Regions from separate parts of the Homo sapiens genome. Here region 2 is linked to region 1. A link is an interaction called in ENCODE POLR2A ChIA-PET data of the cell type or tissue named here. Cell type or tissue: GM12878. All regions are shown on one strand. Each heading gives the region's core, and the rest is flanking DNA. Links, peaks and the distances in the headings are about the cores only.

What was found. Peaks named below come from ENCODE experiments on the same cell type or tissue, not always from the same donor. Only the 100,000 strongest peaks of a DNase experiment are listed, where the experiment ranks them.
Region 2: POLR2A ChIA-PET joins it to region 1 with 5 read pairs; 2 of 35 experiments call an interaction of 5 or more read pairs at or near these places.

The regions. Positions count from the first base shown.
Region 1 is chr12:99,450,932-99,456,751 of GRCh38, reverse strand. The region is part of intron 10 of ANKS1B (ankyrin repeat and sterile alpha motif domain containing 1B); the gene reads left to right. Among named protein-coding and RNA genes, the nearest start is that of GARIN6, 190 kb to the left of the region's middle. RefSeq lists enhancers at 580-1,079, 1,080-1,581. In GM12878, for the core only: no CTCF peak of the experiment used is centred there; DNase peaks (open chromatin) are centred at 2,316 and 3,231.
Region 2 is chr12:99,563,927-99,569,746 of GRCh38, reverse strand. The region is part of intron 9 of ANKS1B (ankyrin repeat and sterile alpha motif domain containing 1B); the gene reads left to right. Among named protein-coding and RNA genes, the nearest start is that of GARIN6, 81 kb to the left of the region's middle. In GM12878, for the core only: no CTCF peak of the experiment used is centred there; no DNase peak of the experiment used is centred there.

The DNA of each region.
Region 1 (5,820 bases), core at 1,055-5,054:
GCCTTGTTCATTTTAAAAAAAAAATTTTCTTTGTCTTTATCAGATTGGGTTAATTTGAAAGCCTTGATTTCAAGCTCTGAAGTTTTTTTCTTCTACTTGTTTGATTCTATTGTGAGACTTCCCAGTGCATTTTGTAATTCTCTAAGTGTGTCCTTCATTTCCAGAAGTTGTGATTTTTTTTATGCTATCTATTTCACTGGAGATTTTTCCATTCATATCCTGTATCATCTTTTTTGATTTCTTTAAGTTGCACTTAACCTTCCTCTGGTGCCTCCTTGATTGGCTCAGTAGTCGACCTTCTGAATTCTTTTTCTGGCAATTCAGAGGTTTCCTGTTGATCTTGACCCATTGCTGGTAAGCCAGTATGTTCTTTTGGAGGTGTTAAAGAACCTTGTTTTGTCATATTACCAGAATTGTTTTTTTCTGGTTCCTTCTTATTTGGGTAGACTATTTCAGAGAGAAGATCTAGGACTCAAGGGCTTCTGTTAAGATTCTTTGTCTAATGGGGTGCTCTCTTGATATGGTGCTCTTCCCTTTCCCCTAGGGATGGGGCTTCCTGAGAGCTGAAGTGACTGTTATTTTTCTTCTGAATCTAGCCTCCCAGTGGAGCTACTGGGCTCCAGGCTGGTACTGGGAGTGTCTGCAAAGAGTTCTGTGATTTGACCCATCTTCAGGTCTCTCAGCTGTGGATACCATACCAGCACCTGCTCTGGTGGAGGTATCAGGAGAGTGAAGTGGACTCTCTGAGGGTCCTTGGTTGTATTTTTGTTAAGTGCGCTGGTTTTGTTTTGGTTGTCCTCAAGCCAGGAGGTGGTGCTTTCAATAGCACATCAGCTGCAGTAGTATAGGAAGGATCAGGCCGTGGGTGGGGCCATAGAGTTCCCAAGAGATTATGTCCTTAGTCTTCAGCTACCAGGGCCAGCAGACAATAACCATCAAGTGGGGACAGGGTTAGGTGTGTCTGAGCTCAGACTCTCCTTGGGTGGGGTTTGCTGTGGCTACTGTTGGGGGTGGGGTTGCAGTTCCCAGGCCAATGGAGTTATATCCCAGGGGGATTATGGCTGCCTCTGCTGAGTCGCACAGGTCACCAGGAAAGTGGTGGAAAGCCAGCAGCCACAGACCTCACCCAACTCCCACACAGCCCACAGCCCAAAAGGCCAGTCTCATTCCCACTGTGCCCTGCCAACAGCACCGTTTATTTCCAGGCAGCCTATGAGCAGGACTAAGAACTTGCCCCAGGCTACAAACCTCCCTGCTGAGAAAGCAAGCTGACTCACAGAGCCTGCAGTGGCAATCTACTCCTTCAAAGGGTCTGTGGTTTTCTCTGCTTTCCTGGTATGTTCCTATGGTAGTTCTTGGAGCAAAAGTTCATGATGTGGGTCTCCACATGCTGCTCTGTCCATCTGAGTGGCAGCTGCAAGTTAGTCCTGCCTCCTATCCACCTTTTTCCCCCTTTACTCTCAGCAGGTTCATTTTCTAACTTCCTTTCATAGAGAGTCAGTGGCTACTTAGTAGGGGTTCTGGCCTGGTGGGCTAGTGCTAGGGTGTGTCTTGGTCAGGTTGGGTGTTTACATAATTTTGGAATGAATAGAAAGATATAGAAGATGAATACAGGGACCACTAAGAGTACAACCGGAGAAAAGAATAGGTTGTTAAGACAAAAGGGAAAGCATACAACCTAAAATGGGACTCAAAACCAGGAGAGCCTGAAGAGCCAAAATAAGAATTGAAGCACAAGTGCATTAGTAAAACAGAGAATCCACGGATTACTGATGTGATGCAAAATATTTTCTTTCTTTTTTACTTTCTTCATTGCTTAACATTTAGTCCATAAAAGTAAGCATTGGGAGGGAACCCATCTTCTATGGCCTCCCTTTCTCTTTCATTTTCTTAACTGTGCAGTTCTCCAGGATTCTAGTTCAGTCTTGCTAGCCAAGGCCAGGGAATTGTCATTCTTGGCATCATCCTGGGAGGAGGAAGGTAAAATTCTACAAGACTCCTGCATTTCTCATAAATCCTTGAGATTCTTCAGAGTAGAGAATTTATAAGACAAGGAAACATTTCTCCTACTAATATTGCTCACCAATTACAGCATACCTCTGGTGAATTATTATGCTAAAAGACCATCTCCCTGCCATGGGTTGAGAAAGAGGAGGAAACAAAAGTAAAGGAAAGGTGGGAGAGAGCACACTCTCCCAACCATCTGTTCATTGCACTGCTTTTTATGTTTGAATTGAGATCTTGGACTTTTAGATGTCCTCTAACTCTTCGAGTTTTTGACTCTTTGCTAGAACTTCTCTGGTGTAGATAAGACCAAAGTTCTTATTGGCTTGAAGCTGCTAGTCAATCATTCTACTCTTTAGCACACAGATGTGGCCTCTTGCATGCAGAGAATTTTAAAGTGACTATAGCCTTGTGGTCTGTTCTTTTTATAGATGAAAGTAGCATTTGATCATAGCCTCAAGGAAAGTAATTTTAGAAATGCAATGTGGCTGACTTTTTTTCCTAAATAGAAAAATTTAATCTTTTACAAAGGCAATTTTGTTTTCTTTTTATACACCTTTCCATCTTTCATCTGAATACTTTATCTTGCCAACATCATCTCCATTCACTTTTCCACACATATCCTGTGCTTCAGCCAAGCTGAACTATTTATAGCTTCCCAAAGGCATAATGCTCGTTCATGCTTCTGCCCTGTTGCATATTCTGTTTTCTTTGCCTGGAATGCTTCTCCCTCTTTGAGTTCTTGATGGCACTCATTCCTCAAGGCTATTACATTTTTTTTCTTCACTTTCTCTTTCTGCCTATAACCTAACTTTCTGCTCTGGCCCCCTCATTTGGTTAGTGGCTCATTCTTCTGTGTTCCCATATTGCTGAATTTGTAGCATAAGTAACACAATTTTGTAATTATATTTGCCCTTCTATGTTTTCCATTAAGTAGTCAGCTCCTTCAAAACAAGGCTGAAAGTCTAAGCACCATTGTAGCACAAACATGTTGGCCATGTTATAAACGTTAACCAAACATTTACTATATTAGTTATCTATTGCTATTTGTGGCCGAAAATAACAAACATTAATTATCTCACAGGGTCAGGAAACTAGGAGGGACTTAGCGGGATGCCTCTGACTCAAGATTTCCCGGGAGGCTGTAAGCAAGCTGTTGGCTAGAACTGCAGTCTTTTCAAGGCTTGACTGGGGCTGAAGGATTTGCTTCCAAGCTAACTCGTGGCTGTTAACAAGGTTCAGTTTCTGGTGGGCTGTTGAAATGAGGGCCTCAGCTCCTTACCATGCCACGTAGGCCTTTGCATAAGGTTGTTCACAATGTGGTTACTTGCTTTCCTCAGTGCAAGAGATCTGAGAAGGAGGACACACACAAGACGGAAGCCACAGTCTTTTTTTATAACCTATTCCCAGAAGTACAACTCATCTCTTCTTTTTTTTTCTTTTTTATTCTTTTTATTTGAGACGGACTCTCGCTCTGTCACCCAGGCTGGAGTGCAGTGGTGCAATCTCGGCTCACTCCAAGCTCTGCTTCCCGGGTTCACACCATTCTCCTGGCTCAGCCTCCGGAGTAGCTGGGACTACAGGCACCCACCACCACGCCTGGCTAATTTTTTGTATTTTTAGTAGAGACGGGGTTTCACCATGTTAGCCAGGATGGTCTCGATCTCCTGACCTTGTGATCCGCCCACCTTGGCCTCCCAAAGTGCTAGGATTACAGGCGTGAGCCACTGTGCCCGGCCTCATCTCTTCTTTGTTAGAAGCAATTCAACGAGTTCAACTCACACCCTAGGGGACAAAATTTCACAAAAGTGTGAATACCATGAGGTGGGGCTCAATTGGGACCATCCTAGAGGCTGTCTACCACACATTTCATCTGGTAAAGTTGCTGGCTAATTAAGACTTGAATATTTAACACTATTGTTGGTGATAGTAATGGAAGTTCAAACCCGGTATATTTAAGAGAATTGTTACTTTTTAACAAACCTTCACTAGAGAAAGTAAAATGTGTTAATTATTTGGATTATTAACTAATTCTCTTAAATTACTGTTAAATATTATCTTCCTCAAGTGGTACATAGTGAGTACTTTCTCACTGAAAATACTGAAACAGGATACTTGGGCTTTTTTACTTATGATTTCTGTACTGTTTCTCCCAGAAGTGGTAGTCATGTACAATCACTACAACAAAGTTACTTTAAAATGTAAAGATTTCATTGGTCTTATTTATTTATCTATTTAATGAGCATATATTGAACAGTTGCTGTGTACAAAGGACTGCCCTGGTGTTAGATATAATGCCATTTTTTGTACAAATGACAAATTTCTAGCTTTATATTGAAAACCTTAGTTTTTAATTACACAGTGAGAATGTTCATCTATAATATGAATATGGAAATGAAAATGTATAATATAACATTCTTCTAGGTCTGTCCATAAAAGGGAAAACATTTCCATAGGAAGTACTTAAGACAGGGATCTACAAGTTATCACCAACAAACTTAATCTTGTCTACTGCTTGTTTTTGTAAGTAAAATTTTCTTGGAATACGGACACACCCATTTGCTTATATATTTCCTGTGGCTGCCTTCTCGCTACCCAAAGAGAGTAGAGTAGTTACAACAAAGATCATGTAGCCTTACAGAGCTTACAATATTTACCATCTGGCCCTTTACAGAAAAAATTTGTCAACTCTTGACTTAATACCAAAACGTAAAAATTGTGCTTCATGAATTGTTAGATTAGGATTTATTAAATACTTATATTTGATGATTACTTAGTGATGCAAGTGATGCACTTAGGATTTTCCATAATAAGGCATCAAGCCACCTATCTAGTTTTATTTGCTATTATGATTATATTCATATATCTGATAATAATAGTAATAGATAATTTTATTGAGCACTTACTATGTGTCAGGCAATGTATTCACACACAGACATACACATACACACACACACACACGTATCTGTACATGCCTCATTTGTCTTTGTAACACTATGTGAAAGGCACTGTTTTACAGAAGATGAAACTGAAGTTAAATATACCAGAATTTCAGCTTAGGGTTTTCTGATTTCAAAGCCCAAAGTCTTTGTGTATGACTCCTCCATTTCTTAGCATTTCCTCCATGAATATTATATTTTATTCAAACTGAACTCTTCTTTATTCCACAAATGTGCCTCTTTCCCATCTCTCTACATTTTGCTCAACCTGCTTCCAACTCATGGAACGCCCTTCCCAGCCATTTCTTCATGCCTGAATTTTACTAGTCTGTCAGAGGCCTTCATAACTCCTGCCTCTTCCATGACAGCTTTCTTGAATTCCCAGCCAGAAGTAATCTCAGTCCTATTCTTCAGCTGAAAAGCATCTATCATGGTCCCTGGTATACTTAAACTGTTTGTTACATGCTGGGTATTGATGTTAAAATACTAGACTGTAATGTTGCACATGAATTATTTTATAGTCATAGAATATTTTTCTTCTAAAAGATAAAATAAACTATAAGTATTTTTTCTAATGTTGTTATTATAGACTAAACTGACATTCATAATGAATAATTAATATGTAGTAAGGGAATCTGACAAGAAGATAGTCCTCTTATTTCAATCTGAAATTGCAAGTATATTTTGCAGTTTTCCCTAAGCAGTTTTATGTGCCTCATTTCCTTTTTATCAGCAATATTTTGTAACTGCATATGTGAAATGTAGGTTGAGCATGTAAAACTGTCTTGGTCATAGGCTGCTATTTTACCAAGTCCACTGGATAATTGGTATTTTTTGTAAATTATATTATCAAGGATATTTTGGGAATAAACCAGCT
Region 2 (5,820 bases), core at 842-4,841, 110 kb before region 1:
TGATCAGTCACTGGAGGCAAGTCATTCTTAATGGGGTGGACATTGGGTGAAAAGGCTCTCTTCAACTAAGGCGATCCCTGTAGGGGCTGACAACAAAGAGCTTTCCATTAGCAGCTCTTCCAGCCGCTTGGAGAATAAACTCTTCCTCTCTGAAGCAGAATCTGGGCAGCACAACAGAGCATCCACTACAAACATTCTTAACAGGAAAGTCTGTTCCTACATTTTAGTTTTTTCCCAAGTAGGAAAGATATTAAGTGCTTTTATGTGCCGGGTATTTTACATGTAGTACCTTTAATTTTTATATCAACTCTATAAGACAGCTATTATTATTTTTAAGATGAGGAATCTGAGAGTTTAGGTAGCTTGTCCAAGGTTATACAGCTAGTATAAGCAGAAGAATTGAGATTCCAACCAATTTCTGTCCAGTTCCCCAGCACTTTTCATGAAGCAGTTCCCAGCCTCTCGCTACACTGCTGTGTTAGAGCACCAGTAATTATAGCCTCCAGACAGCACATCCATTATTCTTCTAAATTTGTTTTTACCTTCCAGTCAGGTTAACAATATATGTTTTTTAAATTTCAAGTCATGTTTACTTAAGACCTTCCAAACCTATTTACATTTCAAGTGGAACCACTCGAGGTGGAGTAGTTTCTCACAGATTGTTCCATGTTCTCTATACTTCTTTAAAGCTTTGTTGAAACCAGGAGGTAGAAAAACTAACCAAAGACATATCACCGTGTCTGTGATGATTTCTCTTGTGGATTTGCAGTACTTTGGAGAAGAGGCACTAGGTAATCAGTATGAATCATTGTAACTATTATTCCTAGCCTTTTAAGCTACTGAATGGGAGTAAGAGAAGCTGAGTTCTATTCATATTTCTTCCAGAATTTCTCCCTGGGAGATCTAGGAAAGCCACTGTGTGCTTTCATTTCCTTACTTGAAATTTTCTTTTATGATACCTACTTTTACTTATTTGACAATTGCAAGGATAAATTAGGTGCTTTGTGAATGCTTTGAAGCAACTCCTTAAGAACATGATGTTACTTAACAATTTCTATTAGCTAATCAAATTTGTTCAATCTAACACCTCTGTTGATTTTGTCAGAGAATATAAGAATTTATAGAAATATATTTCAGATAAACTTTATAAGCAAACTCATTAAAACATTACAGAGCATTTTTATCATCAGCCCAAATGAAATGATTGAGTTTGAATATTAGAAAGGTATTTGGAAGTTGTGATAACCAAAATGAGACCCCTGAAAGATGCCCACATCTTAATGCCTGAAAGTTTGTAAAATGTTACCTTCTGTAAAAAAGAGATTTTGCAGGTGTGAGTAAGCCAAGGATTTTAAGATGGAAAGATTATCTTGGGTAATCAAGGTAGGCTGAGTATAATCACAAGTGTCCTAATAAGATGAAGGTGGAAATCTCAGAGTAGGAGAGAGATTTGAAAATGATATGCTGCTGGCTTTTGAAGGTAGAGGAAGAGGCCATGAGCCCAAGGAATGCAAGTCTCCTCTAGAAGCTGGAAAAGGCAAGAAAACAGATTCTCCTAGAGCCCCTAGAAGGAATGCATCCCTGCTGACACTTTTAGTCCACCTTGATTTTCATAGTTCTGACTTAGAGAATAGTAAAATATTGTGAGTGTTTGAAGCCAATAAATTATGAAAATTTGTTACAGCAGCAATAAGAAACTAATACAACAGGACTGTAATCTCATTTAACCACTGGATTTTGGTCAATGTGAAATAATAAATTGTCCTTGTTGTCAAGTCTGAAAACCTCACAGTGGAAGGTGGTGCTGGGGGCAGGGGAGCTGACTCATGTGCCTGGCTGCCTCTGTCCCTCTCCATATAAATGTAGTCTCAATTGAGTTGATAAGCTCTTTCCTAGGAGATTTATCTGATTACCACTTCTTGGTTACGTAAAGTGTGGTAAGAGCAGTTATGGTCTTTTGAAATTTTTTTAGGAAAGCCTTCTAATTGAGATTTCTGTTCTGTGACAGGATGATTATCTGCCCCCTTTAGCATATCTTGGTCCTGATACCTTTATCTACTCCAAGTGGCTGATGGAGATCTCTCTTCCTCTTCTGAATTTCTCCTGCTGCTTCATGTTGAGAACCTTTTAGGGACCTTTTCTTACCCACTTTTCTTGGATTAGTTCTAGTGTCAAGATTCTTTACTTCTGAACCAAGGTTGTTCAGCACCACTGGAGAAAATCACACAACCATATGGATGTATTTTAGAAAAAAATATTATCTATAATTAGGTATGTGTTTGTATGTGTGTGTGTCGGGGGGCTCTTGATGGGGGAGTGAGAACTCTGGTAGTTTTTTCCTGACTCAGAGGGATATAAGCATATAAAAGGCTTTTTGCATGTAACTAAGGCCCCCAGTCAGTTGGATTTAAGGTTATTGAGGGTAGATTTTACTGGATGGGCTTGACCTAATTAGGTAAGCCCTTTAAAGAGAGATGGTCTCCTGCTGGGCTAGAAGAAAGCAAAGAATCATTTTGTAAACTGCCTATGGAGAGAGGCAGCTTATATAAACTGACGGCCTGAGTCCTACAGCTGCAAGGAACTGAATTCTTCCAATGACCTGAGTAAACCTGAGAGAGAACCCCAAGCTCTAGATCAGAATCATAGAACCATAGTCCAGCCAATACCTTCAGTGCAGCTTTGGAGGCTTTGAGCATAAGACTGAGCCAGGCCCAGACTCCTGACTGATGAAAAGCAGGAGAAACTGACTGAGTGTTGTTTTAAGCCACCAAGATGTTATGCATATTTTGGTACCAAGAGGCATACCTAAAATATGGGAGCAGCTTTGGGATTAGACAGTAGACAAAGGCTAGGAAATGTTTGCAGAACATGATAGAGGAAGCCTATGTCTTAGTCCATTTTCTGTTGCTGTAACAGAATACCACAGACAGAGAAAATTATAAGCAATAGATGTTTATTTAGTTCATGGTTATGGAGGCTGGGAAGTCCAAGAGCATGGTGCCGTCATCTAGTGAGGCTCATTCCATGACAGAAGGCATCACAAGGCAAGAGAGCAAGAGTGTGCATGTCAGCTCAGAGCTCTCTCTCTTCCTCTTCTTATAAAGCCGTTAGTTCCATCATGGGGACTGTACCCTGATGACATTATCTAACCCTAATTAGCCCCCAAGACCCCACCTCTAATCAACACATGAATTTAAGGATTAAGTTTCTAACACATGAAATTTAGGGGACACATTCAAACCATAGCAGCCTGAGTTGCCATGAACAGACCCTTAGTAGAAATCTGAACTTTGAGAGCACTGCTGTTAGGCTCAGAAGTGAGGAGCATGTTATTGGAAATTAGAAGGAGAGGGATCCTTTTTATATACTTGCAGAACTATTAGCAAAATTGTGCATTCTGCCATCTTATGGAAAGAAGAACTTGTGGGCAATGAACTTGCTTGTATGTAGTGCTAAGGAGATTTCAAGCAAAGTATTGAAGTTGCTACTGGTTTTCTCTTACTGCTTGTAATAGAATGCAAAAGAGAGATAAGTTGAAGGAAGACATGTTAAAGAAAATGGATTAGGATTACGTGACTGAAAATTCGCAGCCTCTCCAGATGGCAAAAGATGCTAAAATTCAGAAATGGCTGCCAAAAGTATGGCATTGAGAAATAGCCATACTCAAAAGTATGGCATTGAGAGTGTGTGACTTTTGCTAAAAATATCAGAAAGATCAAAATGTCAGCGTATTCAGTACAAAGGCTCTTTTCAAGAGATTAAGGGTGTGCCTCACTGATTTTTTCACACAAACCTGAGGGCCTCTAGGAGGCTGAAGGGCATTGTCCTCTAGCCCTCTCAGCAGGAAGCCAAGATATAGAAAAGGGACAATCTTAAAAACATCTGTGGATGTGGCTTTTCTTTTATGGTGTGAATCCCTGTGAAATCCATGGAAGACCCACAAAGTTCTTGAGAAATTTATTGAAGCAGAAACACTGCCAGCTTCATCTAAAAAGGTCAGAGACAATACTACAAAAGGAAAGGAGATGGTTAAGTCCCCAAAATTCTACCAGCAGGAAGCAGTCTGATAAAACCACTAAGCTACAAACATGTGTTACCTTTCATGAAAAAGGAAGGATGACTCAGAGGGCAGAACCAAGAAGGATGGAGCCTTCAGAGAATGGAGCTGAGAGCCAAGGAGGATTATTCTCTGCCCTTGAAACCTAATCAAGAAACTCCCATTTACTCCCTGGATTTCAGAACTCCTTTGAAACAGTGACCCCTGTGACTCCTTTTTACTTTTCATTTTCCCCCATTAGAACTGTGATGTCTATAGCTGTTGTGCTGTGCCTATCCTACCATTATAGGTTGGGGGGTTTGAAGAAGGATGGCTTGTCTCTTTCATTTCATGGGTCCATATATGGAAGGATTTGTGCCCCAGGAGCTGCACTTAATGGATTGCAATGAAGAGCCTCATCCCCACCTAATTTAGTTGATGCCATTTTAGACTTGGAGCTCATCTATATTATTTACCACTATGTCCTCTATTTCTTGCACATAGTGCCCAATGAATAACAGCTTACTAAATATTTATAATTATTTGTGACCTTTATTAGACTGAATTAGAACCCATAATTCTGATCAATTTAGAAATAATACAGGGATTAATTTTTGTAATTCTTTAAGAATAAGAGTATCATTTATGGATAATGGTTAATTTTTTCAAGTAAATGACATTCTAAGGAAACTTGATTGGGTATCCAAATATATTTTTCCAGAATGAACAACTCTTCCTTCTCACTGCACACCTTCTTTAAATTTTACAGTTATATATTTTTAACTTGAAATCCCATAATTGACCTAGAAGGTTGTTATAATAATATGATATTTATTCAGGTCTGAGAGAGAATATTATAGAGTCAGAAGGGTTCCTGGTAAAAGCAGTGGTAATGAATGTAATTAATTTCAAGTTTGAAAAATTTCAAGATATAGCAACAAGGAGATTGCAGTAGTGTAAGTAAGTACAGACTATTATTGTTTGTGCTAAAAACAGAAATTGGTTAGGAATTAATGGAAAAAGTTAGTCTTGTAAGGGATGTTAGTGGTCAGAAAAGCAAAATGTGTCATTATTAGGATAAGAAGAAATTATGTATTCATTCAGGTTATAAGTGTAGATTGAAGTAATGTGTATCTGGTACTATTGAAATTTAAAATAGAGAAAATACAAGTTTATCTTATATATCATACATAGTTATTAACATGAATTTCTTAAATTGGTCTCTATTTTTTCTCTAAATATGTACATATATTATTAATTTTATCATTTATTTTTATAAAAAATGGGATAATTTTATATAGAGTATTATAACTTAATTTTTTTTTCACTGAGCAATCAATTTTGGGCGTCTTTCTGTATCAGCACGTATGCGTCTATACAATTCTCTTTAATTGCATTGCATAAATATATTAAAAATTATATACCTGTTCTGCTATTGGTTGGTATAATTTCAGTGTATCCAGTTTTTAGCTTTGTAAACAGTGCTGTAGTAAATATTTTTGTATGAACCTTTTGGCAAATTTCTGTGAGCTCAACAATTTCACATGTAGGTATGAACTCTAGAGAAGTTTTCATTCAATGTACATAGAAGTTTTGATTGCAATCCTGTTTGTAATGGTGCAAGACCAAAACAAAACAAGTACAATCCAAATTTTCATCTCTAGAGAACCGAGTGAATAAGTGATGAAATATCCATATCTAGAAAACTATAAAATGTAGAAAACATATCATTAACTATATCTAGAAATCTTGCAAACATGATCTTGACTGACAAAAGTGGCAGA